2 separate regions of the Mus musculus genome follow, and region 2 is linked to region 1. The links are chromatin loops, found by intact Hi-C in ENCODE. Cell type or tissue: left cerebral cortex. All regions are shown on one strand. Each heading gives the region's core, and the rest is flanking DNA. Links, peaks and the distances in the headings are about the cores only. Region 1 overlaps Zfp385b (zinc finger protein 385B). Region 2 overlaps Sestd1 (SEC14 and spectrin domains 1).

Region 1 (15,639 bases), core at 3,488-11,487:
TAAAGACAGCGATAGTGTACTCACATATATAAAATAAATAAATCGAAAAAGGAAGAAAGAAAGTAAGTAGGATAACACTTCTGCTTACAGAGGCTTCTGAATAAACCTGGATAAATATGTGAATGTCTTGGGCTGGAGAGATGGCTCAGTGGTTAAGAGCATCGACTGCTCTTCCGAAGGTCCTGAGTTCAAATTCCAGTAACCACATGGTGGCTCACAACCATCCGTAATGAGATCTGACGCCCTCTTCTGGTGCATCTGAAGACAGCTACAGTGTACTTAGATATAATAATAAATAAACCTTTTAAAAATATATGTGAATGTCTATGTATGTAAAGGACTATATATAAGAGGTTCAGTGGAAAACAATAGCAAGTTATGGTGATACAAAAACAGGGGGAGTGGATGAGGGGAACGGCTCAGATCCAGAGGTAAGTGAGCTTGGGCAATTCCCTCCACACTCACTCCCTACAATGGACAGCACACTCCAAGGAAGCAAAAGTAGTCTACCTACAGGGATTTCTCTTCACTTGAGAAATGTAACTAAATCTTAAACGTGAACATTGGTGCTTCAGCTGAGTTATTAACTTTTAGAAATTATGTTTACTTGACAGAAACTTACTTAACGGAAATACATAATTTCTTCAAGAAAATGTACAGACATTTGCTTTCCTCCTCAATCTGCAGTTCTCGGCCTTCCCGATGCTGTGACGTTTTAATACAGTTCCTCATGTTGGGGTGACCCCCAAACAACAACAAAAAAAACATTTATTTTCATTGCTACTTCAAAACTGTAATTTTGCTCTTGTTATGAATCATAATGTAAATATCTGATATGTGACCCCTGCGAAAGGGCCCTTCAACACCCCCAAAGGGGTCATGACCCACAGGTTGAGAATGGCTGACTTACCTATGTGGATCTGGTTAGTGCTATTCCAGTTTGTTCAGAAGAGGAATCCAATGCTGGGTTTATGGTTCCCACAATCCCATGCGTCTAGCACTGTATCGGACTCTCTGACAAAGGCGATTTAATTCACTCTTCTCACCTACCCGACTGAACTCTGCCACACACAGCTAACAGGAGTCAGGGTTAGGATGAATCACAAATCCTTCCATAAGCTTTTCACCGTCAATCACTCGGGATGTTCTTTCAAAGACTCTTATCATAGATAGCCTGCAGAGCGCAAACCCCTTTAGGCAGCCGTTTTCAAAGGTGCCTTAAAAACAAATTGAGGGGCTCATCAGAACATCCAAGTCTCTGATCCTGACAGAGCTAATCAGTGTGGGGAGTATGGGGTGCAGTTCGCTGTGTGCTTAGCATTCACACAACCCTGAGTTTGATTCACAGTACTTCAAAAAAAATTAAAAACTGAGCACAGTGAAATAACCATACTGTTGTTGTCATCTACAGGGTGGCTCTCTTGAGGTGGTCAGTTCTGGGGTAACTGTTCCATATAAAATCACCTAGTGTTATAAGACAGTGTTCTATTTCAAAAGCTGGGCCCTAAATGCAGGGTGGGCATAAGCATCACACCCAGCGTGCAGCAGGCAGCTTGGCAAGCTTGGTAGAGCACTAAGTGTGCAGCCACTTCTGCAGCTTTCAACTCTTACCTCCTGTGGTTCCGCCCTTTTTTTTTCTTTTCTCTTTGTATATGGCAGTGGAACTTGCAGAAAGTTTTGTTTCCATCACAAAGCCCAGGTCCCATAAGGCCTGCTGTTTTGTGTGCACACCTAGCACAAGTGTTTGATGGAAAGGACATTTCAATACCTGCACGTTCAGGGATGTGCGAGGAGGAAGGTCCCAGCAGGCACCGAAGATAAACACAAACTAGTGGGCAGGCTAAGCCTGGGTATGGAAACTGGTCATATAGATCCAGCACAGCACTTGCTCAGGCGTGACCAAACACCAGCTTCTCACGTTCTCAGGGACAGACAGAGGGGACAGCCTGCAGGACAGCAGGCTGGCCATCTCCAGTTACAGGGCAGGGTGGCCTTTGCTCTGTGTCTTGTCCCCAGATATTAACGTGGCTCAAAACCATAGCCAACATTATAGGTTTTTACTGAGGTAAGCTTTGATAACATCGTATTCCTTCCGTGTTCCTTCCACTCCCAGCATCTTTCATATCCTTTCCTATGTGAACGTCATATGTTATTTCCCCCAAACAACTGCAATGTTAAAAATTCAAAAGCACAAAAAGATGAAATATAAACCTACTTCACACAATAAAAGGCAGATACTCAAAAGTACTTTGAACTGTGTCCTGGTTCCTTTGTGATATAATACTCTGTTTTTCTCATTTTATCTCCCTTTCCCCTTCCCCTATACCCATGAACACATATACAAATACACAGATGTATTTTTATATAAATAATACACACTTTGTTCTATGTCTTGTTTTGCCCTTATATCATATACAGTATTACATGTTGGCTTTTGCAGATTTATCTTATTATTTTAAATTACTGCATAATATCATAGCACATGGACCAACAACAGTTATTACTGTCATCATCTGCCACATGTGGAATGCTGTCCTCTGGGCGTGACAACACTATTACCATCTTATTCAGAGTGGCTAGGACTGTCAACGGGGCACGCTCCCAAGATCAATTCCATCCCCCGGCGGGAGGGTCGCAGACCTCGCCTGAGCTTGCAGCCTCTCAGAGCTCCAAACACTCTCCCTCACCCCCACCCCCTCATAGCTGTCAGTGATTCTGCACCACCTCCACAAAGTCACAGAAGATGCTGGAGTGCACAGAGGCAGGCTCGCTGAAGGGGGCCTCCAATTATGCAGCTTTGGAAGGCCACCACCCATCCTTACTCAGGACATTTTGGGGACACTGTGGCTGTTTGGGGGCCACTCATTTTCCTGCACATAAGCCCAACAGTTTCACTGCCTTACCAAGATGGACTTGAATGGAAACATTTCTTTGATTTATTGTTGGAGTCCCATCTGGGATGCATAAACGTTTGCTCATTTCTTCTTCAGGATAAGTTGGCAACCACGTAAATATTCTTTATATATTTCCCACTACAAGCCATATTATAGTAATGTTCTACATGTGTATGCATACATATACACATGAAATGGCATTTTTTTTTGTTTTATGCCTTTGTATATCTATGAGTTCATGCATGGTTGACTAAACCTAGCAGTACAATGTATAAAGTTTACATTTTGATAGTTATTGTCACATTACCCTACAACTGTGTGAGCCCATCTAGATTCTATCAGCAATAGAGTTCTTATGTTCATGATTGTATTTGGTCCTATTCATTTTTAAAACTAATAAAAATGGCATCTTACTATAACTTTAAATAGGGCTGTCTTGGGGTTGGGGAGAAGGCTCAGCAGATTACTAGCTACACAGATACCATGTCCTGAGTTCGAGCCCCGGAACCTGTGTAAAAGCGGCGTGTATTGGCATGTACTTGTAATTCCCGAGCTGGAGAGGCTGAGACAGAAGGCTCCCAGAGGTCTGCTAGCCAGCCAGTCTAACCTAAGAAACACATTCTCAGATCAATAGACCCTGAATCATAAAATAAGGTGGAGAATGAATAAGGAACACAGCCAATGTTGGCCTCTGGCCTCTACATATACCCAGACATGTACACAGGCACACACAAAAAGGAGAGAGTAAATCTTGTTAAAAAACAACACTATGGAATAATGTATTACGTTCTTCAGAGATATTTACAGGTCCTGTATGCATGGGCTTTAGCCTTAACTCCAGTGGTTCTCAATCTGTGGGTTGTGCCCCTTGGGAGCATCAAACAACCCTTTCACAGGGTCGCCTAAGACCATTGGAAAACATAAATATTTACATTATGACTCATAACAGTAGCAAAATTACGTTTATGAAGTAGCAATGAAAATAATTTGATGGTTAGGGGTCACCACAACATGAGGAACTGTATTAAAAGACTGCAGCATTAGGAAGTCTGAGAACCACTGCCTTAGTGTTTTGACTGGATCACTTGTTATGTCCAGATAGTGTAGTCAGGGCCACAGATTTGAAGGACCAGGTCACTGATCTCAAGACACTAAGAGTCTAGGATGTGAGACAGGTGGTTTTAAAAATGATATGTAATGTCATGTCCCAGCATAGATTTAGGGACTTGGATCTGACAGGGTGGCAAGGGAAGAAAAGAAATGACAGATGGACACGGAGACAGAAAGTTGGAATCAGGTGGCCTGTGCTCTCAGCCCTGTATCCAGTATTCAATTTTCCTCCTATTACTTCCAAGGAAGACAAACTCATCATTGGCTTCCCTAAGAGCTGAGGCCCGAGAACCACCCCTTCCCCCCTCCTTTGCTTGTTTCCTGGCTTCTCTCCTTCCCCTGCGTCCTCCTGTCTCTTTATTCCTCTTCTCCTTTTCCTTCCTCCTCGTCTTTCTCTGTATAAGCCTGCTCCTCTTGGCAGCCTTCCTCCTCTAACTATGAGACTTCCCTGAAGCCCAAGTCCACACCCTTGTCCCAGTCCCTTTTCAAGGTGCCACTTTGCTGAGTCCTTGCTTGATCCCCAGGAACACTTCTGACTAGGCAGTGAAACAAAAACAGACAGACTGGCAGGCAGACACACAAAAAGCTGAGGTCGGATGGGTAGACCAGGGCTCTCTGCAGGAGAAAGGGCACAATAAGCTGAGCGTGATCAATATCTACAGTTGAACAGGGAGGCAAGGTTCTTTCATACAAACAAAGATGGAGGAGGCAGAGCTTATGGTATACAGCTGGATCAAGGAGACTGATTTAGCTCATCTTGGTAGAAGCAGTCTCTCTCTTCCGGCTGCAAATGTGGGGCAGGAGGAGGAAGCTATGGTGGACATTTTTGCGCATATGCTACCAAAAACCCCCACACAAGGACCAGAGGAAGGCTTTGCCATCCTTCTCTGAGCCTCATCCTGGGAGAAGGGTCACTCCACCATTCATGCCCATGTCTAAGGCTATGGATTCCTTGACAAGGCCTTGTGAGCACTGCACACTCAGGCCCTCACATGCAGGGCTCTCTCTACTCTGTACCATGTAGTGTGATAAATATACTAATGAGCTGCATTTACTGCCTGAGCACAGAACTAGTTCACTGTGGGCACAACGTTTGTTCTTAAGTATGTTTTGTCAATTCTTTCGAAAGCTATTTTATAAACATTTAAATATGATAAAAGGAGGATGAATATGATTCATTGGTCAACAAAAACCATCAGTAGCAACAATAGCTAACAACTAAAAGTTGTGTTAGGTACACATATATTAGATCAGTGATTATAATCTACTTATTGAAATAAAAGAAAGAATAATTTATAAATTGTCAACATTGTTAAAAAAGAATAATTTATAAATTGTCTACATTGATAGTTGACAAGGGCTTTATAAGTTTGACTAAAAGATAAAATTGAGCACACATTTCCTCCAATTATGTGACAGCATTTTTTTAGGTTTTCTTCTAATTAGCAAATCGAAGTACAAACTTACCTCTTCTGCCCTTGTTCCTCTTCCAAGTCACAGAACCATTAAACTTTTAATCCATGGTGATTCCTGCTAAGTACTGGATTTGTTACACCATGCTAAATAAGCGTGCCCTTTAGCATGAGGTGTGTCAAGGATGGTTAATTACACTGCACAGGAAGCCCCTTTCCCAGTCAGACGTGATAAAATGTGATGCTGGTGTTAATGCCACTGACTGGTAAGCCTGCTCCTTCAGCTTTAAATCACCACCTGAGCCGGCCTCCTACTTGCAAAGGCTTTATACCTTTTCTGTGGAATAAGTGAAGATCACTGACCATAGTCACTTTCCATACCATGCCCTTCTAAGTTCAAACGACTGAATTGATTACGGCATCTACTGTTGCATATGCAGAGGGCCAAACTGCATCCAGACTCAGAAGAAGCTAAGAAGAGTGTGCGTTTGTGTGTGTCCAAGTCATATATGTAGGCATGCACTATCATCACTACTGTATTTATTATGCTAATTTCTCATCAGTGCAGTGAGCAAATCCTACTTTCTCTATTCTCAGGATTATGGCAGGCATCAGGTGGAGTAACAGTTGGGAAAGAATGAAGAATTAAGAGCAGCCGACTCCTTTCTCGGTGGTGATACCAGAGACGCCATAGAAGATGCTATAGAAGGTACCAAGTGTACATTTTACATCCCTTTGACAGACATGACAGAAACATCTCAAAGAAGGACTATTTCTTTTGATGTATGGTTTCTGGGGTTGCTTAGCTGCATGCATTTGAGTAGAACACATGAAATCAGGAATCTGTCCAAGGAGAGCCATTCACTTAGTGGCCAGCCAGGAAGCAGAGAGGCAGGAATGGTGGCTCTAAGCTAGCTTTTCCCACCTCTCATCTTTGCTCTCCTATCCCTCATTCCATGGGCTCGGACTAGCCACATTCAGGGTGAATCTTCCTCACTTAGTTAATACTCTCTGGAAACAACTCATAGACACCCAGGCAGATGTGCCTCTTTAACCTCCTATGCGATTCTAAATCTAATCACCACACCCTTCAAAATTGTGGGGGCATATGGCAATCATAGCATGCTTTTCACCCAGATCCATCTGTTTCATCAATATTCCTACCCCTTCGGTTCCTCTTAACTGAGGTTAATAGTGGTTCCAACTAGGGTTGCAGAGCAAGAGCATTTGAGAACACAAGGTTGTGATGCTATGGTTATGCGTCCAGCACCTGATCATTCAGTGTGCAAGGCAGCCTACAGATAAGCAGTGAAATTGCTTGTGCTTTTCTATTTATCTTTATCCTTGTTGGATAACATGAAAATTTTAATGACCAGGTCATAAGGGTCTGAACTGAATCATAAATTAGGGTACTTCACTCTAAGTTCATAGGGGCCAGGTACACTGAGTGTGTAAGTGTTCAACCAGTTATAAATCTACTAAAATCTTTGTCACCTGGTGTTGTGGACTCTCCTACCGAAACCTGGTCTAGGGTCTTCTTCAAAACTTGTAATCTGGATCCCCCCCCCAAAAGAATTTAAAATCTCAGCTGAGCTGCTGTGTGAATCTGGGTGGGGGTTGACTTAATTTCACTAAAGTTTACCTAGAACTCCTTTATAAAGGTAAAAAGACTAAGGAGTTAAATATATAGAGGGCAGGGTATAACATTAGCTTGAACATTGACTATTACTATTGTTATTTACTAAGTCCTATAATTAACACCACTTATCACACATATTCCATTGAATAGATACAATAAAATTTGTTGCTAGGAATTTCATGTTGGTTAAACCTGTTGTAGTTGAACCTAGACCTGTATTAATAGACTATTTCCATGCTATCTCTATTAAAGAATGACCCACAGCCATTTCAGAACTCCTAGTAGAAATGACATCTACGACTCTATACTTCCCATGAGTAGGAAAAATGTAAACACTCATGATGTAGATGATGGAATCTTACTTGGTCCATTAGTATACTTAAATACACAAACTCCAAATGTTCCAGTTAGACAAAAGTCTAATGGAATTTTATCTATCACATAATATATAAAGCATAGAAAACTGTTGGCAAGAGAAGTTACTGTGGCTTCATTTCTGAATCTTGTTGCTCCTGTCCTTTTTAAAAGCCCTCCAAAAAATCTTTATCAAAGAAGGGATAGTTTTTGTTTGTTTTCTTGGTTTTATCAGAAGACAGAGAAGCTTCTAGAAGATATTTCTTTTAAAAACGACACTAGAGTCTCAGAAAACAAAACCAGATAAATACAAAAAACCTCTCTGGTACTAGCATTACCACAGCTCTATAACAATTACTGATCAATACCATGTTTGAAATCTCATCAACAAGACATTTGGCTGGGTGCCCTGGTGGTTTACAGAGTTCCTAGAGGGGATCAGAAGACATTAGTCTGCTAAACTCTAGAAACTTAAGGATTCCCGCAATCTCATAGTCTTAGTCCATTTTGTGCTGGTCTAACAGAACAGCTAAGACAGGATAATTTATAAAGAGCCAACATTCACATCTTACAGTCCCAGAGAACGAGAAGGCCAAGATCAAGGGCTGTGTTTGACAAGAATCTTTTTGCTGTAGAAGGCAAGAGGTCAGACTTACAGACTTGCCATCCTGTTCATGATGATGGTGTTACTCCATTCCTGAGGATGGAGTGCTTATGAGCTAAAAACCTGCCACGGACACCACTATTCCACACTGTTGGCACTAGGGATCACACTTCCAACACGAGAATTTCGGGTGGCATTCAAACCATTAGAGTTTTAAACTAAGATCTTGACTTCACCAGCACCTCTCCACTTTCAAATGAAAAAACACCAGTAGATATTCAATGATTGAGAGTGGATCATGAATTCATGCTGGTCATTTGCTTTAACAAACATGCTATAAGGCCAACTATAACTATAGCTATGGTTGTAGTGTTACTATTGTTATTTACTAAATCTTATAATTTACACCCCTTATCACACATGTTCCATTGAATAAAGACAACAATAAAATGTGTTGCTAAGAATCTGATGTTGGCTAAACCTGCTGTGTGTGTAGGAGGTTACTGGAGAAAATCTAGAGAGGAGGGGAGTGTTTAAGGTAAAGAGAGAACCTTTTCCAAGATACTAGAAAAGACCACAAATATCATTTTAAACAGTTGGAAAAAGGATGTATAACATAGTAATAGTATTGGCTAGAAAATTAGGAGAGGGTAAAAAACAGGTTAATGGGGGAAGCAAAAGTTATATTTATACTTAGAAATAAAAGTAAGCAGACTGAAAGAAGCATATATTGCTAATAGACATAAGTAAATAAGGTAATAAAAATGTATCTTCCCATGTTACAAGATATGGAGGAATAAAGTGATGGCTGATGGGGAGCCTTTCAGTCAAAACAGAGATGGCTGACTCAACAATACTTTGTCACCATAGGAGCAGGCCTTCATTTTAAAACCTCAGGTCAACTGCACTTACCAGAAACAAGAAATGGGTTTTTTGGTCTGACACATCACATGACTGACACAGATAAAACTGAGGTGGGCTATTAATCAGAAACAGAAAGATTAAGGAAATGCCCTATACATCTTCTTTCCCTAAATCACTTTCAATTATTAGGTATCCTGGTAAGCAAAACTATCAGTGTGTGTGAAATTCATTCCACTTGTTTGTTTTTGTTTTTTAGTTTTGAGAATTAAATTATACATTCATATATATTTACTCCTGTTGGGACTATTTACAAAAAAAATGGTGGGTATGAGAATGTGAGAGAAGAGAGAGAGGGAAGGCAAGTCAGAGGTTCAGTGAGCGGAACACTTCTCCTTAGGTGGAGGGAGGAGTCTCAGAAGCAGGAGTCTCAGAACAGGGCCTCTATTCTCCAGCAAGGACAGCCAAGGCACAATGATCTTAATGAGTTCTAGTAAGGTGAAAGTTGAGATAGCTCAGGGTAAGGGTGGGGTTTGGGTCAGCAGACTGGCATATATACAATTACATATAAATGTTATAAAGTTATTGCAATAACCCAATATCAGCTGCCAAAACATTCTGCCATCACAGGCAGAATGCATAGTGGACACACATACTCTCTCTTCTACTTTACCTTGCTATAGTGAGTTCAAGCTCTTCTGGTATGTAAAGCCCCTAAGCCTCTTGGCCTTTCTAAGGAAGCCATGGGGAGCCAAACAAGATTAGTAAGTCCCAAGATTACTCAGAAAAAAAAAAAAAACATTTAAATAAGGACCAGATGGAGTGGTAGAGCAGAGGGAGTTAATGGGAGAAAACTTCTATTAAGCATACTAAGTACAACCAAGAAAAACTAATTTATAAATATTTCAAATCTGATGAAGTCTTGAAAATGTTCTAACTGACAAGGGATAACAATTGGAAGCTAATTGTATAATCCTCATTTATTTGAAATGTCGCTGGCAGCTATTATTTATTGTTCTGCTGTTATTGATTTATTTTAGTAATTATAGGAAGCCTTCACACACTCATTATTTCCATTCTACAGCACTATTTTTGCCCATTTTAAGTTTCTCAAATGGTAACTTAACAGCAGGCATGTTTAGGTATAAAATCCAAAAGCAGAAATGGATTGCTTTGGCAGGAACAGAGAGCCTCTGTGTTGGCTTCTGTAAGGACCAAGTTCACAGGCGGTCACCTAGAGGCAGCCTCTTATTGGGAAAGCAGGTAGGGAGGCTCAGGGTTAGACAAACTTGCAGTCAGCTAAACAGCAATCAATTTTAGAATACCCACCACCCAAATGATACATGTAACATAATAATAGTTAAAATTATTATATTTTTAGCTAAATTTAAAGCTTAACTAGAAGACCTTTGTGTTTTTACTTGCTAAATGTAGCAACTGAAGACAAGATCTTCCTCGTTCATTAGTGGGAAGTAAGGAAAAGAAAGTCAATGAAAAGACTGAACGCTGAGGCCAGAGACACACGCTCTCATTAATCCACATCTACCTCAGCAACATACCTCAAAACAAATTGCAAACTCCATCAATTATCCAGACCATTGGGAAGTGGGAAGGTCCTACGGACTAGTCATGTTCTCAATTAAACTAGCTTTACCCCCATGGGCTACATTACAGAAGTAATCGTTTTTTAAAAATCAGCTAACGAACAAGTCCAGGTTGTTGACCTCTGATATAAAAGTAAGAGCTGTCAGCAGATCACTTCCTCAGGACTCCCCAAATTCTATTACCTATAAAGAAAAATTGCTGGCGAGATTGAGGCAGATATGACAAGTTAGCTCCTGCTTCCCTTGAGCGGATTTTCTTCACTGTGTGTAACATGACAAATCCCATACTACCAAGGCTTTCATTGAGTAAACGCATAGCATCGTCTAGAATTTCAAGAGAAAATGTCAGTATCTGATAACCTTCTAATTCTCAACCCACAAACACAAGCAGTTTCCTGGGCTTTGGGGTGATGAATGTGAGTTATTTCTAAAACAAAGTCCACTGTACAATGCGATGATGGCTGGAGACTCCCGAAGGAATAAAAGGTCTTTACAATTATGCTACATCTAAAGCCACGTTGACTTCTGATGAAAATGGCATGCTTTACATCCTGGCATTTCAACAGCAACACCATTTTTATCTTAAATTACTTCTTAGATCTCTCTCTCTCTCTCTCTCTCTCTCTCTCTCTCTCTCTCTCTCCCCCCCCCCCCTCTCTCTCTCTCTCTCTCTCTCTCTCGTGTGTGTGTGTGTGTGTGTGTGTGTGTGTGTGTGTGAACACTGCATGCACAGGTGTCCATAGGTGGCAGACATGGCAGATTGCTAGGAGCTACAGTTGCCAGCAGTTGTGAGTAGCCTAACATGGGTGCTGAGAACTGAATTCAGGCCCTCTGTAAGAGCAGTACATACTCTTAACTGCCGAGCCATCTGGAGAGATGTTTTATCCTGGATCTTTAATTGCTAGGCAAAGATCCAAGAATTAAAAGAAGGGAAAAGTGATGAAATTAAAGGTTTCCAAAGGTCTTTCAGACCACACAAGAGGAAAAAACCCATTATCAACATTTCAATATATACATCTCAGTCTCCTGGACGCCTGCTACACCATGCAGAGAACAAACACGCTCAGAAATCATTATTTTTATTACTAAGAACAATAACAAGAACACACTGTTCCCTTAAATATCTTAGTAGTTTGGGTCACCTCTGATTCAAAACTCTCAACAAGCATTACCTTCTGATGGAAAGAAAAGCCCAAGGACGGCACAGTCATTTCATCTACTGACATCCATGAAAGCAAACAAAAATTGTTTTTGAAATTTCAAGATCAGGTCTTTTCATGACAGAAGATATCTTTCCAAAAATTTTAATGCCTCTTAGGAGAGTTTCAATTTGATGCCTGATCTCACCCTGCTCTGAGTATATACGCATGCAACCAAGTATTGGTTGTTTACATAAATATGAGATGGCAAACGCTTCTGACTGCCTGTAACAGGGCTTAAGCATGCATTAGCAGAGAAGCAGGGGAGGCGTCATGATGAATTGCAAAACACAGTCAGGCCCAGTAAAGTAGTTTCTACATATGCATTGCAATGAAGGGGTTAGATACTGTACACTGGCAGGGCACAGCTATGTCCAGGGCTGGACCATGTCAGCAACTTCTGACGGGTGGGTCCTGGATAAAACAGCATAAAGAACTTTGGAGAAATGGCAATGGCTCCAAAGCAAAATTAATAAGCTTGTCTTCTTGAGGGTCTCACTGCCCCACCCCCCACACACACCTGTCTTCTTGCTTTTCTTAACTATACAGACACGTTAGCACACACAATCACCTTTGGCAGAACACCAAAATCCTGGTAGTGGACCATCAGTTGACCAGTACCATAAAAAAGAGCCACTAAATGAGAAACCATGTGCCTGGTATAAAACTCATTTCATGCCTTTAAAAGCACACAGTGGCTTCTAGCGAGATAGTGGCCCTGGGACTTGCCGAGACAGATTGGTGAGCACAAATGGTTTGCTCCTGATGTGACTGCTTAGCCAAGCTTTACATATGCTGGCTTCCCGAGTCTTCGAAGGAGCGTATAGTCATCTATAACTTAAAGCTGCAAAGCACCAACAGCAGCCTCAACTACATTTAGCAAGAAAAGCACACTCACATATATGCTCAAATCCCATGTGCCATGTTAGCCTCCAATCAATAGGAACAGATTTCTCTGTGCTCCTAACACACCCAGTGCATAATAAGCATAATGCTATCTGAATACAACACAACATGCACGCTCTTTTTCTTATACAGAAACGGCTCTGATCACATAAACTTACAGTAGAGCGGAACCTAGGCAATAGGATCTCTAGCAGGAGGCTGACTTTGATCCTGCCCTTATCTTACTGGCCTTCCAGTGCCCCACACTTGAAATGTTATATCAGAAATATTCTGAGCATGATTATCCGGTCATTTAACTTTCCCAGGTGAGCACCAGGGAAAGTTACATTTTAAATGATAAAATATGCTACATTAAAATATCACATCTAGTTCATGCATGCATGCTCCATAAAGAAATACTGTTCATTTTCCCCTCTTGGTCAGTATACCATCACTAGAAACCAATTACTGCAGGCTGTCCACTGCATGACAGGTCATAACTTTTAATTATTAATAATGTCAGACTTAACAAGGTGTCATCTACAGTATGCAAGCCGTTGCTCTCACTTTCTCAGCTACCTTGTAAACATGATTTGTTTCCTCCTACATATTTTTCATGTCAAAGACTCTGCAGAATGTATTTGGTTTACAGCCTCTTTTTTTTTTTTCATATACCTGAAACACATAATAACACTGCTAATTGCCTACTTTCGGTAATGATAGCAAATCGCGTATCACTGACTTGTTCTGAATGTTTAAAATGCAGAGGAAGTCACCTGCTGGTAAGATGTCCCCGGCACACAGCTAGTACAGGGGAAAAAAGGATGCTTATCACACCCATTCAAGAGAGTTACTTCCCAATAAAATTAAAGGCTGTTCGATTTGCTCTTCAATTTTCCCCTTCCCAAGTGCCAGCCCGATATAATAATCGCCAGTGATGACTCCACAGGATTCAAAACAACGGTTAAAAGAATCTGTTCCTGGCATTCCCAGACCACAGCACCCAAGTTTTACAATAAAAGATGCTCACCTCTGCTGGGAAGTCCACTCCACATCCTGGCAGGGATTTCAGCAGCTTCACGAGCAACCAAGTTGGATAAACAAAACTTCCAGGATGCGGCCAGCGTGATGTACGGTGCTACCGGGACTTGGCTCCAGCCTGATTATCCGTGACAGCCCCACACTACATCAGTGCCGCTCAGAACCTTCCCGTGGCTGGCTTATTTCACTCTCATTGAAAATCCTTTACACGCTGGCAGCATCTTAGGGAAGGACGAACGCGCTCTGAGTCATTTGTTAAGAAAGCAGAGCAGCAGTTTCAATCTGGATCTCTACGCGTGCTGAAACCAGCAGCACTGTCAACGTTCGCGTCGGAGGTGGATTTGTGCCGAGAAACAGGCAACCTAAGCCTTCATTATCAATGCATGAAATCAGCCACTGTGATCAAATTCAAGCAAACCACAAAAAGGATGTAATTATGAAAGGCTCCACAGATTTAGCAACAAACCTTGTGGAATGAAGAATCGTCTTTCAAAATTGTGTGAATGTTAAAAATAGCTCTGGCTTTTCAACAATAAGCAGGGTAGAGGGAAGAAATCACTAGTCTCTAGCATAAGCCCTAGGCACTAAGGCTGCAAAAATCAAAACAGCTATAGGTTCCCAGGACTTCTTCATTCACAAATGAAGTCACTAGACAATTATGATGAAATTTTCCCATATATTTCACAATGTCTATTAAGAAGCAAGTTAAATATCCTTTAACTCTTAAGTGCCCTCAGTGAATTAAGGTGACAAGGGAAATGTGCATAGCTGTGCACAGAACAAGCTGCTATCAGTTTAACTGTAAGTTCTTACACAGCCTAAAATGTAAATGTATTCTGTGTGACAAAAAGAATGACCATAGAAAAGACAGTATACTTGCAATGTCAAAACTTCACTTATAGTTAAGAAAGAAAAAAAGCATATAGGCTCATTAGACCCATATATCCCACTTCTGGACAACCCCAAATTTAAATGTTTACCTTCTTAGATTATCCTTCCTCTTTTGTTTACTAACAAATAAGATGGAAGAGCCAGCTGATGTTCTCGTTACAAGGCATATGGTAACCCTGAAAGGAGCAGTAATTTGGTAGCAAAATACATAGCTCTGATGTGTCCGTGCCAAGTGGAAAGCAAAACAGGACACAAAACATCCATCATAGATCACCGAGATAGCCCTGAAGCCATTCCTAATGGGCTGCGTTCACAAAGGACACACTTAGGGTTCCGTGCCAGTGTTTTCCCAGGTTTCAGGTTCTCACTGAGTCTGTGAGGGTGGAGCAGATCAGGATGCTTGCAGCAAAGCCATATTATGACTAGAGAATCTGTGAAGGACTGGATGGGTGCTAGCAATGTGACTGACTCCAGGATGCTTTTAACGGTGGGTGAGTGCAACCTACAACACCTGTGTAAAACTGAGCACTAGGTCTAAGGTGCATCTGCATGACAGCATTTTGGAGCAATATCTGACAAGCCACTCCCACCAGGGTTCCTCACTCTGTTTCTAGATGCAGGGTTCATTCCTGACACACCAGTAGGTAGACTCTTTTTGTGGAGACAGCATACAGGCATGCATGCGTAGACATAGGCCCGGCGCGTGTATGAATGCACAGAGCCGGGCACTGCTGCCCTTTGCGATTATTATTGCCTCTTAAATTCCATTTATTTTGTGAAGACCCTAAGACAATAGCTGACTGTATCATGAGACCATGACCCTGAACACCACAGATTTCCCAACTACTCACTAACCTTGTATTTCTTGCTCCCTCTTCCTCCCGTTCTTCCCCACCCTTCTCTCCCCTGGACACTGATGCAAGTGCCATCTTGAAAAATACTACATGGAAGGCTGTCTCTGAATATTCTCCCATTATTACTGCAAACAAAGATGCCTAGCAATTGGATAACAGTTAACATGATGGACCTGGAGAGACGGCTCAAGAGGTTTAGAGCATGTGTTTCTGCTTCAGGAGACCTGGCTTTAGCACCCATGCGGTGGCCTACAACCTCCTGTAACTCCAATTCCAAGATGCCCTCTTCTG
Region 2 (15,639 bases), core at 3,512-11,511, 430 kb before region 1:
TCATAGTTTGTCCTTGGTGGCCCAATCAACATGCCTGCCCACCTTGTATCATGTCTTCATCATCTTCAAGGCCCCAGCTAACAGTACCATCACCTACTCCTTTCTGTCCTTCTTCAAGTTCTTCCAACAAGCTAAAATTATGAGTAACTTTAACTCCTGTGGAGACCGCCATCTTCTCCAGCTGCCACCTGATAGGTCTCTAGAACTTTGTACCTGCAATACAACTTCAGGTCGGCTACTAACTTTAATTAATATAGAAAACACAACTCATGTTTTTGTAGAGATGTTTCTAAGGATTTCCCCTTAACCCTTAGATAATAAAGATTGGATCTAGAAGAATGGAAAGTTTCTAGGAGAAAGAGGATAGTAACAGAAGACCTGAAACTAACTCAAAATCATACAGAAAGGTAAGGCCACCATCAATGAAAAATCCCTGAAGAATTGTGACAGCCAGCATCATTATTAAGACTGGACAGAAGCAGGCTCAACAGGGCAAACTTAGGAGAACAAAGCTTCAAAGGTATGTAGGTACCAACTTGGCCAGAGGATGTCAATAGTTGCTTAAATGTTTAAATAGCTTCTTACATGCCCAAGAGTGCATTTTGAGACATCAGCATCTGAGCTGAGGAGTAGTCGGAGAGTGCTGCCCTCTGTTTCATAAGGAGAGCGCGCAATAGACTGAAGGCCCAAACAGAACCCAAAAGGAACAAAAAGTTGAACTGTTTGCCTCATGGCCTGCGTAAGAAGACCTTAGTCTTCCATCCTTGCCCTGGAACTTAACGCTGCTGTTCTCAGTCCTCAAGCTTTTAGTTTCAGACCAGAAGGCACAGACAGGCTCTCCTGGGTCTCCAGACTGCAGACAGCAGATCCTGAGGCAGTTCAGCTTCCAGGATTGTGTGATTCCATTTCTCATGAGACAGTGAGAGAGAAAGAGTGAGTACATGTGCTCTCCTTCCTGTGGTTCAACTTCTGCCTCCATTATTATGTGCCTCCATTTATTATGAGAGAGAAGGAGGGAGGGAGGGAGGGAGGGAGGGAGGGAGGGAGGGAGGGAGGGAGAGACCTTTCCAAAGAAGATAAGAAAGCTATCACAAAAACCAACCCTATTTACCTACACTGGCAATGTAGCATACCTTAACTCAGTCTACTAAAGGAACAGTCCTGCCACCACAAGAAAGCTTACAGAGTTAACTAACCTTGATCCATAGGGACTCATGAAGACCAAACTGCCAACCAGAGAATGCAGGTGGGATGGACCTAGGCCCTCTACACATATGTAGCAGTTGTAGAGCTGAGTCTTCATATGGGACTCCCAAAGTGGGGGCAGGGGCTGTCTCTGACTACACGGCCTCCTTTGGATTTCTTTCCCCTAACTGGGCTGCCTTGTGGAAGTCTTGCCTGGCTTGACATAATTGGGCTGGCTGATGCCCATGGGAGGCCTCCTCCTTTCAGGGGAGAAGTGGAGGAGGGGTGGATGGGGGAGGGGAGGGAGAGAGACTGGGAGGTGAGGAGGGAGGAGAAGCTGCAACTGGGATGTAAAGTAAATAAAAAACTGACGCTGAGGAAGCATCCCACCAGCTCAGCAGTGGGCTCGGTTACCTAGTGAGTATTCGTCCACAATGCCTGTGAAGCAAAGACTGAGAGTGCGTCCTGATTTAAAATGGAAGAGGGTGGGATCAAGACACACTGAACATAAAACAGTGCTAAGAAAATAAGTTTTTCTCTCCCTCCCAAAAAATAATAATAAACAGCAAAATTTGAACAAAACCTTTCTGTTGTCTATAATTCCCTGATGCTTTATTATATTATAATTATATAAGAAAATTCTCATTTGTATTTTTGGGACAGTGGATACTAAAATATTTAGAAGTAAATGAATACAATATATACAAATCACTTTCAATGGCTCATGAGAAATAATATTTCTTTATTGCTTTATGAAAAGTAAACGTGGGGTTGAGTATGGTGGCACATGCCTATGACCCCACTAAGGAGGCAGTGGCTGTGGCTATACAAGATCCTGTCTCAAGACACCAAGGCCTGGGGTCTGGGAGGTAGCTCATTGCCCTGCCAGTGTGAGGTCCTGAATTCAGATCTCCATGGGGCCAAGTGAAAGAACTGGAGAGACAAGTGGCAGGGTGCTGCCAGGTTCCCACTCCGAGTTCTGTTTAAGTCCCACAGTTTTGTCTCAAGATATATTCTCAAAGTTGGGACACATTAGAGCTCCAGATCTCTGCAGGGGGCGGCTTGGTCCTACAGTATCACCAGGCAATTTTTCACTCATTAAAAAGAAAAAAAAATAAGGAAGAAGGCTCCGTGCACACACCTGTACTCCCAGCACCGAGGGGGATGAGACAGACAGAAGCCTGGGCCTGATGTCCATCCACACTCGCTCAATTAATGAGCTTCAGGTTCCATGAAAGGACCTGTCTCAAAGACACCCAATGTTGCCACCTGGCCTCCACATACACACATATGTACAAGTACATGAAGACATGTGAGTGTGTGTGTGGGAACAGGAACACACACACACAAAACCTAGGCATGGGACAGTGAATTAAACAGACAGCTCTCAAAAGAAGAAATACTAATGGCCAATAAATAATTTTAAAGGGTTCTCCATCCTTAGCAATAAGGAAAATGCAAATTAGATTCTTTCTCGATCTTGTCAGAATCGGCTCCATAAAGAATAAAATGACAGTAAATGGTGCTGAGGACACAGCAGGGAGAACCTTAGCTGGTGGGGGTGCACGCGCTGGGGGCCACAATGGAAATCAGTCTGAAGGCTTCTACAGAACTAAAAATAGAATTACTAAGGGTCCCATGATACCACTCCTGGGCACACTCAAAGGACTCTACACCCTTCCAGAGTTGCTTGCATACCCATGCTCAGGGCTGTTCTATGTGCAGTAGCAAGGAAACTGAGTCAGCTGAGATGGTCATCCACGGATGATTAAGGGGAATGTGACAGAAACATACAATGGCTATAATGAAATCTGAAATCTGCAGAAACATGGGTGAAACTGGTAATATATTATGTGAGGTAAACCATACTTCATTTTCTTTCTCATACACTAACCCCTAGCTTCTAGTGTGTGTGTGTACATGTGTAAGTGTGTGTATAAGTGTGTGTGTGTGTGTGTATAAGTGTGTGTACATGTATAAGTATGCGTGTATAAGTGGGTATGTGTATGTATAAGTGTGTGTGTATGTGTATAAGTGGGTATGTGTGTGTATAAGTGTGTGTATGTATAGATAAGTGGGTGTTAGTGTGAATAGAGGTAAGGAGCCTTAGCTATGGGTCCTTGAGAGGTCAGAAAGGGACTTTAAGGGAGAGTTGTAGGGAAGGGAACAGAATAGAAGTAACAAAAAAGTAGAAAGGGGAATTCTGGGGACTGAAGGGTACAACTGGAGACTGGGGAACAGGGCGATGGGGAGAGGTGGAAGATGATTTACCAAAACTAAAAATGCATGAAAACGCCATAAGTAAATCTGTTGCTTTGTATGCTAACTAAAAACAAAAATGTAAAAAAGAAAGAAAAGGTCAGGAGATACAGTTCAGTAGCAGAGCACTGGCCCAGGATACCACAGCCCTGGGTGGAGTCCCAGTACAGAATACATTAAATGCAGAAATGGAGTTGATATTAGGAGACCATAAGGTAAAGACTATATGGAAATTCTTCAGATTCTTTTTTGGTTGCCATTCTGTAACCTTATATTATTTCAAGATGAAGGCAATTTCAGTAAAACTACAGTATTCAAGAGTTTTCCCTATCACTCAATGGCACACATGCACATCCACACATATCATAAGACCTCATAGAAAAGTCCATGCCCTCCACAAACCACAGCTGCAGAGCCTACGTCTCTACCCATCCCCAGCACCACTGCCTGCTGACTGAACAGCCTCTGGTTTGCTTCCCAGATGCAAACTCTCCTCTCAGCCAATCTTCACACATCTGCAAAATAAAGCTGTCCGCCTACTACTGTACTTAGTATGGAGTGGCCAAACCTCCACTGGACTGTGACAGACATTTCTGCAGGATCGTGACTCTGCCTTTTCAGCTGTATTCCTCTCATCAGCAACACCTCTATGTTTATGCCCTGGGCTCTGCTGCCATCTGGTTGCAACACTTTCTTCTACATGGCTTGGCTGGTCTGAGGAATCCCCACCTAGCTTTAAAGCCTTCCTTAGCTTTGCCATGGTTGTAGAGCATCCCGGGCACAGAGTGGACAGGCGGTTTTGACTAATGTGAGCTTTCTCAGAGAACAGCTCACTGTACAGTCACTGGTTGAATTACTCAGAATATAAAAATGTCTCAAACAGTGTTAATATGAATAATAGTATGGACACATACACACAGTTGAGAGCACACAGTAAATAAAGACATTAAGAAGTCCCATAGTGCTTTGCTAAAAAAAAAAAAAAAATGAAGAAAGCTAAGAAACCCTTTTAAAACTTATAAGTTGAATACACATCTTCCCAAGGGAAACAGCGTGTGTTTGTCCTAAGGAAGGTAAAACAAAACAAGTCCTACACTTAATGTTTTAGCTGATGCAAATGCTACATTTTAATGTCTATAGCTGTACAGTGAAGGACACTGGCTTTGGGTTTCTATTACTGTGAAACTCTCTGGTCACACACTCCATCACTGAGGAAAGTCAGGGCAGGGGCTCAAAGCAGGAACCTGGAGGCAGGAGCTGATGCAGCACCCATGGAAGGGTGCTGCTTGCTGCCTTGCTCCTGTGGCTTGCTCACCTTGCTTTCTTATAGAACCCAGGATTACCTGCCCAGGATGGCATCACCCACAATTTGCTGGGACCTCCCAATACAATCACTAATTAAGAAAATGTGCTATAGGCTTGTCCATGGGACAATCTGGTAGGGGTATTTTCTCAAGAGTTTCACTCTTCCCAAATGATTTTAGAGCAAGTCAAGTTGACATAAAACTAGCCAGTACAAATACCATTGCCCATAGGCTTTAAAATCATGAGCTGAGATGGAAATTAACACTGTAAGTAAAATAACATAAGACCCGAGTGCAGTGCTACTTTATATTTAAGGATAATAACCATCTTTTTGTCCAAGTGGTTTAAAAGACGTGACTCCTGACTTGAAATTCAATTCTATTAGAAACCTAATCAATCCTGAATCTTGCTGTCTTGGTTCTAAAACCAAACCCATTATGAATAATCTTGTATCAGAAAAGAAGTTAAAGGAAACATTATCAATTTTAGCTGTCCTTCTTTCTGCTGCATATAATACAGGAGAAAATGGAATTATTTCAGTCTTAAAGCAGACATTCTTTAGTTATTAGTGACACAGCGATCCAAGTTAAAACTTCTCTGGAAAAAAAAAATCCTATAACACATAAATGTGAAAACCCCCGAGCACAGAGGGAGGACATTTCTCATGCTTGCCGATGACCTCTTTGCACTGCCTCTTCTGTGGCTCACAGGACTCGCCTCTGCCTACCCTGTCCTTCCTATGTGTTCCTATCAGAGTCGGCATAGACATTTAGTATCCACTCAGTCAGTGCCTTTGATCCAGCAGGGCAGGACCAAGCCCGCTCCACTTATCACTGTGTGGGCCAAGTCCTGAGCATTACACACAAGGAGCCCAGTATGTATACAAAAAATAGCTGAGGTAATCTGAAGAGGTTTTTACTTTTTTATCATATTTTTTTGGGTGGGAAGGGGGACAGTGCATGGCCCAGTGCACAGGTAGAGGTCAAAAGACAACCTGTGGGAATCAGCCCTCCTCCCACTGTGTAGTCTCACAAATGGAACCTGGGTTGAAGGGCTTACCTGATGTAAGTTTCCCTCTCCCTAGAGAAGCTGTTTAATGTTTAGTTATCATAAGACTTTGCTTTTTGTAGAAATCATGAAAGTCTTTCTATTCTAGAACAAGTGTGGATAATTAGGCCCCATATGCTAACACAGCGACAGGCCTACTTCCAGTATCATGAAACATCAGACCCTCCCTCAGAGCTGAGGAACAGAGGCTGGCCAGCCTCCACACACCAAGACAAGAGTCCAGGAAGCTGGCAACCTTACTCCGGCCACAAAAATGGAGATACAATCATAGCACAGAAATCTTGAAATGATACTGTAGACAGTATGTATCTCTTAAACATAGAAAAGGTTTAGGTTCCATAAAAACACACATTAAAACACAAGCATCTACTCCATTTAGAAAACCAGAAGCCGACTGAGAACTTGACAGAGATCCGGTTCTGTCTCCTGTCAGTCCACAAGCCTCCTGCAGAGGCTTGTAAGCCCCTCAGCCAAGGCTCCTGGAAAAAAAAAAAAAACAGAGACCTGATGTTTGATGTACAACTAATTAGAGATAAGGTGGTATCATTTTATAATCCTGCACATGTCTTACTTATAGAGGTCATACACAAAGCCCTGAGCTAAACACGCATGCCCAAAATAATGAACTGGAACACCAACTCCTTCCTCTGAGGAAAGGCACCGTCCCAGAAGTTAATTGAATTCTTATCTGTCCTCCTATTTTTATCTCCGTGTTCTCTATTAACTGGCCTCTTTTCTCTTTCCTCTTTCTTCCTGACTTGCCCCTCTTTTCTGAACCGCTTTTACAAGTAGCAGCCAAAGCTACCTGCACACAGTTCTGCCACAAGACCCTGCAGTGTGCCACACTCAGTATCCATTACCAATGCCTGTTAACCTCTTGTCTGTACCTAGTTGAGATGCTTAGACTCTTAGTAGCTATACATGTTATTGTTTAGGCCAAAAGAAATTCCAAGGCAGATTAAGATTACCTTGGAGCTGGTGCCATACATCTATGATCAGAGACAGGATAAGGCCTCTGGGCCACAGAGTGAGGTAGAAGTTAGTTTAAGCTACATGAAAAATGGTCTTAAGAAAATAGAAGACTATGAATTTCAATGACACATGGTGATGTATTGTGTAATTCAAGCAACCAGGAGGGTGAGAGATGAAGAACCCAAGTAGGAATTATCCTGGGCTAACAGCAAACTCCACTACAGCATGGGCTAAAGGGTAAGCCTTGTCTCAAAATAACCAGCAAACAAAATGATAGCAGACTTTGTTTAAATAATATATATGGACACTGTTATTGTCTCTTTACTGTTCCTATAAATACCTTTTTAAAAACTCAAAAGAATTAAAAGTCTTTGAAAAAATTAGTATAGGATTTTATCATTTCTGAGTTGCCTTAAAACATTACAATGGTTATAACCCTGGCAACCTGGTGGGATTTAGAATCACTATGGAAGCAAGTCTCTGGGCATGTCTGTAAGGGAATATTTAGATCAGGTTAGACTGAGAGGGACAGCCCACCCTCCACTCGGGCAGTGCCTTTCCCTGGACTTGGACCTGGGCTGCATGCAAAGGGCAAGCGAGCAGGGCAGCAGCACTCCACACTCTGCTTTCTGACGGAGAGCAGCCTGGCCTCGGCCGCCATGGCAGATGGCCTCTGGAGCTGTAAGCCAAAACTAGAAACCCTGCACTCTGTGTTTGTGACAGCTATTTTGTCAAAGGAGCAAGAGGATTAATGAATATGGATATCTATTTTCATAAACTGTTGTTTTCTCTTTGCAAAACAACTACTGTTTCATATAATGCTTCCTACGACAAGGTTAAGTAAGCCATTTGCAGGAGGAGTGTCCTGGTTTCTTTTCCTGTTTCTGTAATAAAAATACTCTTACTGAAGCAACTTCACAGAGTTTTTTAGCTCACAGTTCAAGGTATGACAGCATGACAGAGAAGTCAAGGGGGCAAGAGTTGGCAGCAGCCGGTCACACTGCATTCTCATCTGCAAACAGCAGGGCTCACGCACCTTGGGGCCACCCACAGGGGCAGCGCTTCCCTCTCAATGTATGCAATCAGGACAGTTAATCCCTGTAGACTTGCTCAGAAGTCTGTCTCCCAGGCAACCCTAGATTTTATCAATTTGACAATACTAACCATTGCAACTCACAACAGAATTTTCAAAACAAACTGTTAAGGCAAAAACTTTAAAAGACAGACTTCTAGGCTGCGGATGGAAGCATTCCAAGACAGAAATGTTGAGCAGCAGAAAGCACGGGTGTTCACTCATACTTTAGCCAGACCCCACCTTAGAGTTATTGGGAGAGTTTTCAACAACTGCCAAAGCCAAGGACCCCTTTACATCAAGTGGACCAGAACCCAGGGCCTTGGGCCAGGGCACAGGATTTAATCCAAGGCCCCAAAGCTAGCCACAATGTGTTCAAAATTATTGGCCAAGTCTAAGAACTAATACATTAAAATAATAAGGAATTAATTGAGACTAGTACTTACTAGTATTACTATTCCTCGTCCTAGGTACAGCTGAAAGCACAGACATTTAGCTAACACAAGCATAAGGAGTTGGTGGACAAAGCAGACAAAAGCCTGGTGGGGGCGATGAGACCCAGGAAGCAGCCTAACATGAGTTCTGTGGAGTTCCTGTTCCATCTCTGCATCTCAGACTCAACAGTGAAAGGCTCTCAGCCTGGCAACACCAACAGTGCGGCTGAGCAACACAACCAAAGCCTTTGACCACACGCAGGAAAGGCTACACAGAGCCAAGAGTTTCACCTCCCCCATATCCCACATCCCCACCCCTACATAGAGGTGGAGTCCACATGAAGACCACAGTAGAATTCCGTCAGTCTGTACAGCAGTCTAGGTGCTAGGCACGGTGGTACACAGTGGAGTTATCAGAGATTGGAAGTCTGGGGAAAGACATTACCTGAATCCAGGAATTAGATGACCTGCCTGGCAACACAGTGAGTAAGAAACAAACAAAACAAAAAGCCTCCAAAAATCAATTTTGAGCATGACTAAAACAAATTTAAAAACAAAGTTTCACCAAAGAAACAAAAGCTGCAAGAAAATGAAAGCTAGGCACAGTGGTCAATGCCTGTAGTGCCTGTAATCCATGAACTTAGATGGCCTGAGGCAGGGGGATCAGACGCTTGAGGCCAACTGGCATACTCAAGTTAAACAGACTAAATAGTAATGTAAATACAGAGTCAAACAGTCATGAAAACAAGAGAAGCTAATGATGCAATAATAATAATAATAATAATAATAATTAATAATAATAATAATAGCACTGAAAATCGAGGCTGGCTCATCACTCAGTGTTGCACTACCAGGACGGGGAGACTTCTCAGTGAGATGCTCGTGCACTACATAGAATTCTAACAGGAGGAAATGAGCCTGGTCCGAGAAGGGAGGAGAAGGGGTGGGGCGGTAAAAATGTACAGGAGAACTCCAGCCGCTTTTGATCTGGCAAGAGCACATGCACTCAGGATCAAGAAGTTAAGGGGGACCTGAAGAGGACAGAGCCCAAGACAGCTGCCACAGAGTAGTTAGTTAGTCTTCTGAAAACCAGGACAAAGAACACAGTCAAAGAAAAATGTGATCTTACCCGGTGTTCTGACAAACAATTCAAAAGACAGCAGGCCTCTCCTCAGACACCACAGTAGGCAGAAGGAGGCAGCACAATATTTTTCAAACGCTGAAGGAAAAAACAAAACAAAACAAAAAAAAGTTGTCAACCCAAAACCCCAAAACCTACACTCAACAAAAGTCCGTGGAGCTCATGGAAACACTTAGGAGATGGGGAGATGAAGGAGGCTGAGAACTGTGTCAGCAATGGACAGTTTTAAAGAATGGGTCAGTGCGACTGGTGTTAGCGGAAAAGGGAACTGTACCTTAAGAGGAAGCAACATGGTACACAAAAGCACCGGTGAATATGCTTTTCTTGTCCTTGTGTTTGACAGCTAAAGCAAAACGGTTTTATGTACAGGAAATATTTTAAAGCATGGAGGGGCTGGGGGGTCAGCAAAATCTTTAGCAGGCGGGACTTGGCTGGTGGAAGTAGAAGACTAGGGGTTTGAAGCTCACAGCCCAGCCTTCAGTTCCTGCACTCAGTGTCCTGGTGCCCAGGATGTGGAGAACTAGTGTGGGATGGCCTGCTTCCTGGAACTCCTCCAGGACCTGCCTGCCACAATGGAATCTTTCCTCCTCTAAGCTATTCTGTCAGAACACAGCAAAGACTGAGAGAGGGGACCAAAGCTTCCTATCTCACCTGATACTGGTAAAACGGTAACAGTGTACTACAGGAAGTTACATGTTCTGATGCTGAACACTGACAGGACCTAGAATCACCTAAGAGACAAGTTTCTGGGAACTTTCTAGATTGATTTTACTGGAGTAGAAAACACACCCCTATATGTGGGCATCACCATCCTGGGGGCTGAGGTCCCGGCAGGAATGAAAGAACATGAACTAAGTGCCAGCCTTCACCCCTCTGCTTCGTGACTGCACAGCACATACATTAGGTATACTAATCCAAATACCCTGGGCTAGACACCAGACTGGCTCAGGAACAGGACCCAGCACAGCTGCCTCTAACAAATGTAATAAACTAGCTACTCTACTGGGCGTGGAGCTCAGAGCCTCAAGCACACTAGGCAATCACTCTCCCACTGACCCATAGCCTCATTCTTCTCATTTCTTCTTTTTAGTTTTAAGACAATAGCTAAGCCAGCCCTGAACTTACTCTGTACCTCAGGCACACACCATCTATGCCAACATAAGCTCACTACAGAGTAACTACAGAGGCAGGTTGAAAATAAAAGAATTTTTTAAAAATGTAAATTAAAAAAATAGTAACCAAAAGAATACAGAATGACCTCTAATAATACATAAAGTTGACTCCAGAGTGAAGAAAATATCAGACAGAGAAGCAAATTACTTAAAGAGCGCTAATTCATGAAGATACAGCATATATTTAACAGCAAAACTGGAAACCATGGAGCAAAAACAGGACTGAAAAGGTCACCAACAGACACCTGGAGACTCAGCAGGCAGCTAGCTTCCCTCCATTTCTTCCTCTCCTCTCCCCTGACTCCACTTCCTCCACCTCTCACCTCCTCTCCCTTTCCCCTTCCACCTCCCCCCATCCCTGTCACCCTGTCCTAGTCGCTTAAAAGTTCATAAAACAGAAAATCAACAATAAAGAACCCAACAGCTCTCCATCAAGCCACAATTCCTAATCAACATTTATGGAACAATGTATTAAATAGTAGAATGTACCTGTCTTTCAAAATATCCATGGACCACACCCCAAGATGACCCCAGGCAAGCTCCAGTAAACTTGAAACAAAAGATCAGGCTAAATGTCTTCTCTGATTACAATGAAACCAAGCTAGAAATCAGAAACAACAGTAACAACAATGAAAGGGAAATAAATGTTCAAGTATTTCAAAACTAAGGAGCAGTTTCTAAATAACCTGCAGGAAGATGGTGACCTAAGGAAAGGGACAAAGGTGAAATTTGTGGGATAACCTTGATGGTGGAAGTTGGTCTTGATCCAACTCTGAGCTTATGTATAAGAATTGGGCTCCCATTAACAAATTCCACTGAGCACATTTCTTACTGGTTAAGTAGATACTGTTTATAGTTGAATGGGATAAAACACATGTTGGTGTTTTGCTTATTTGTTTGTTTTAAGTTTACTCTGGTGTTGGGCTGTAGTTAGGTGGCAGAACACATATTTGTATACCCAAGGCCCTGAGTTCAGTCCTCAGCACTGCCATCTCAGTTCATCTATGACGTGAATCATTGAATCACGTGACCTAGTGATGACCATATATGGGGGGGGGGGGTGTCACCAATGCTTCCCTCCAGCAGTCTATGCTCTGTGATCAAATGTCACCAAAGCAACTGAAGTGCCATGCACGAGTCGATATGCTGTGCATTGAGTGCTGTGTCTCCTCAAAAGTCCTAACCCTCCATGTGACCTCTGAGGCAATGGGCCACTTGTAATGACTAGCTCAGCTCATGAGGACAGGACCAGCACCCTGCTGAGAGAGATGTCTAAATCCTATGACACTGTGATCTACACTCTAGCCACAGCCATCAAGAAAACAACAGAGGACCTCAAGTTCAAGGCCTACTTGGGCTACAAAGTGAGCTCAAGGCTAGTCTAGGCCACTTACTAAGGCTATCTCATGTTTTTAAATGCAAAGAGGACCAGGGGCACAGATGGAGAGTATCTGACCTTGCATCTAAGACCCAGTACCACAAAAGAGATGCCAAAAAGGGCCCTCCTGCCCTCCTTCACGAAAGGCCACAAGAAGATGCCATCTATGAATCACACCAGACATCAAACATGACACTGATTTCAGACTTTCCTGCCTTTACAAGTGTCAGAACTTCATCACTATTGCTTACAACAGCCCCAGAATACATGCTGAACAAACAAACTAGATATAAATAGCAGCCTGAACAAACAAAACAGATGTAAATCATACAAGTTTCTCTCCTACCAACATTCTTTTTTCTAAAATATCTGATCTTAAGGAAGTATTAGGAAAAAAAAAAACAAATATCTGCTTGGATGACTCACACTAAGATATGAGTAACTGCTGGGCTTGAATAGTTCCAAGGTACAAAAACAGCCTCACTCAAAGGACACTGTAATAGAAACTGTGTATGCAGAACAGAATCCAAGTTTTTTGCTCATCTGCGTAAGTCAGCTGCCCCAGGGCCTACCACAGCCTACCGCCCAGTTTCTAGCCTGGTAGTTCTCAAGTATTTAGATGTAAGTGGGATACAAATCCTAAATTACAAAGCACTGGCAGTGCCTTCCTTCTTGTTATAAACCCAGATCCTGAAAGAGCTTTGCCGCCTTTCCCACAGGGGAGGTATATAGCACAGAGCTCTTGTCTGGATAAAGACAAGACGAGCCCCACCCACATTAGTAAAATCTGCACCTGTCTTCTCAGCCACCATAAAGCTCACTCCGGGCTACTAAGTGCTCCAGGGCATCTGTGTAGATGATATCTCCAGTCCCAGGAGTCTGTCCTTTCTGATTAAGTAGGACTGACTGAACTGTATTTTAAGGCAACTAAGAGAAATTCTGGCTTTTGGGTTCAGCTGGGTCTGATGAAGGAAACAGGTCTGCTTCCATCTGGCTGAGCCCCTGAGGCTTCAAACCAGACTCGGATTCCACTGAAGTGTTTACTTCCCGTCCTGATTCAACATCCCTTTCCTCTCCTCAGCATGGTGGTCACATTTGTACCGACTCTTCTATCAGCTCTAAGCGCAGGTAATGTGTTCCTGGGTGCTGGGGTGTCCATCTTGTAAGAGTTAAGTAGGAGGCAGCACACGTGATGTGCTGGTTTTACCTCACAGATGCTCCAACACAAGAGACAGATTTCAGAAAGAGCAAAGGACTTCTCCTGTTAATCCCAGCCAGCTGAGAACTAAGCGCCTTCCCCTCACTCTAACAGCACAGGCGCCCACTTGTCGAGAGACAAGGCTACTCTGGCTAGGGTTGGAGGTTGTCCTCTACTGGACCCCGCTACTTGTGAGCACAGAGGGTGAGCTAGTAGGTATGGCAGGCAAGCAGAGATCCTATCTCAGACACCAGGCCGACACAGAATGTCCCCCAGACTCCTTTGGGAGGGATTTGCCTCCAGTGACCCAAAGGACCCACCACTAGACCGTAGTGCTCAAGGTCCCACTTCCCCTCAACAGCACCATGCTGGGCTCGGCTCCTGACACACGGGCCTTTGATGGACATGTTACAGCCAAGCTTTTGCCCAGCATGCCCAGGGCTGAAGAAGACAAAAGCAAAGACACCCAAACTGCAGCAAGCTGGGAAAACAGACTCTGCTCTTGTTTAAGCAGTGAGAAGAAGGGGAGGAAAGCAATGGAGCACGGCTGGGCAGAAGGCAGTTACTGAGGATGCTACGGAAGGATGCTACTCAACAGTAGAAGGCATCAGACGCAAGTGCCGACTGGCAAGGGTGGTACCAGCTGGAGAACTCAATGGAGAAGGAGAACTTCTACAAGTCGCTATTACTCCTAATCGTGGTTATATATACAAAGAACTTTCATTTCATGCCTAATTATTATGCAAAATAATAAATCTGCATGTTATAAACTATGTCAAACTGATGTGTTTTGAGCTTTACTTTATATAACCACAAACTGTTCTTCCAGCCCTCTTCCTGGCAGCCTCCTTGGTCAATTACAAAGCTGCAAAAGCAGCAGGGCCACACCCTTAAATCTCTAAGCATCCCCAGTCACCATGCTTGCCAGTTCAGGAGTCAGCAATATGGAATTCAAATGCTCAACGGGTATGTCCTACAGCTACAGTATTTTAGTCTTTCCCAAGTTACTCCTCACCTCAGCTGTTTCCTGTCACTTCCCAACTAATGAAGAACAAGGAGTTCTGAACAAGCAACATCCACACCAAAACCTTGCTTGTGTGTCTGTCTGAGATAGGATCTCACTGTATAGCCCAAGCTAGCCTTAACTCAGTGGCAATTCTCCTGTCTCAGTCTCCCAAGTGCTAGGATTATAGGCATAAGCAAATCCTAAACTCTTAATACCTCGGTTTAAAGATACTCAAATTAATTCCTAACAAAAGAAATTGCCAAAGGATAGACAAAGGTCAAATAGTTTGTTTACACAATTAATGCTCTAACACTACTCTTCTCAGATATGCCTGGTCAATATGCAAACTAGTGCCTGCATGGAGGGAGATTCAGCAGTGTTCCAAAGGGAAGAAGTGCAAGTAGCAAGACTCACGCCGGCTAATCTTGGTTGTCTACTTGACTACATCTAGAATCAACTAAAACACAAGCCATCTGTAACGGATCTTTCTTAACCAAGTTATGAGAAGCAAAACCCCACCTCGCTCCAGACAGCACATTCTGGTGGCAGCCCACATAAAAGGACAGGAAAGAGGAGCCTGCTCCTTGCCTACTTGCTCTCACTCCTGATGGCAAGTTCCTCTCTCTTACTGCTGTGCTTCTCCTTCCACATCAGAACCAACGTTTTGGGGATTCTAATATAGACTGAAGACCAGCAGCTCTCCAGAACGCCTTCAGGTTTGTGAGTGTTGGACCGCTCAGACACCCAGTGCCATGAACAGAGACAGCCACGGTTGGGCTGCCCAGACTGCATCCTGTAATCCAATCTGAATTCATTCTATCAGCTCTGCTCCTTTAAAGAACTCTAACTAAGAGAGACCTGAAATCCAGTTTCTGGAAATACTCTGACAAGTACATTCCCTCTCCATTATCTATGAAATAACAAAACAAAGCAAGCAAACAAACAAAAGGAACTGATTACGGTATTATTCTGACATCCAAAAACAGTAAAAATTTTAATCCTAGTGAGCACTTATGCAGCATCAGACTCGGGGCAGATGCTCCCCTAAGCTTCTCACACACTTTCCCATTTAATCCTACCACAGCTCCTGTGCGGTGGGCACCAGGAGCAAGGGCCAGACAAAGGTAAGACAAGATTACACTGCTGGGGCAGAGCTAGGGCTTGGACCTAGACGACCAAGCTCCCACATCTGCCCGCTCAGCCACTATAACCTACGAACTCACCCAAGTGTCTGGTACAAGGCAAGGCTTACATAAAGTAAGCGGAATGCTTACAGAAATATCAGGATTTGTCAGAGATACACCCATAATACAGCTGGGATGAGCAAAGTATCAGACACACATTTAGAGGTGTTCTCACTTCAAAAATATTAGGGTCATCCAAAACTACAAGGTCAAGCCAAAAGTAAAGTCGTGATGCAACGTAGTATTCTGGAGGGACTGTGGGCCA

What was found. Peaks named below come from ENCODE experiments on the same cell type or tissue, not always from the same donor. Only the 100,000 strongest peaks of a DNase experiment are listed, where the experiment ranks them.
Region 2: a loop joins it to region 1, with 5 times the contacts of the local background. A loop is called at or near these places in 5 of 42 quality-filtered maps.

The regions. Positions count from the first base shown.
Region 1 is chr2:77,689,464-77,705,102 of GRCm38, forward strand. All of the region lies in intron 3 of Zfp385b (zinc finger protein 385B), which reads right to left. Among named protein-coding and RNA genes, the nearest start is that of Gm35431, 68 kb to the right of the region's middle. In left cerebral cortex, for the core only: no CTCF peak of the experiment used is centred there; no DNase peak of the experiment used is centred there.
Region 2 is chr2:77,256,252-77,271,890 of GRCm38, forward strand. The region is part of intron 1 of Sestd1 (SEC14 and spectrin domains 1); the gene reads right to left. It also overlaps the pseudogene Gm13650. Among named protein-coding and RNA genes, the nearest start is that of Sestd1, 17 kb to the right of the region's middle. In left cerebral cortex, for the core only: CTCF peaks have their summits at 4,132 and 7,828; DNase peaks (open chromatin) are centred at 4,091, 6,093, 7,894 and 9,966; H3K27ac peaks cover 1,611 bases.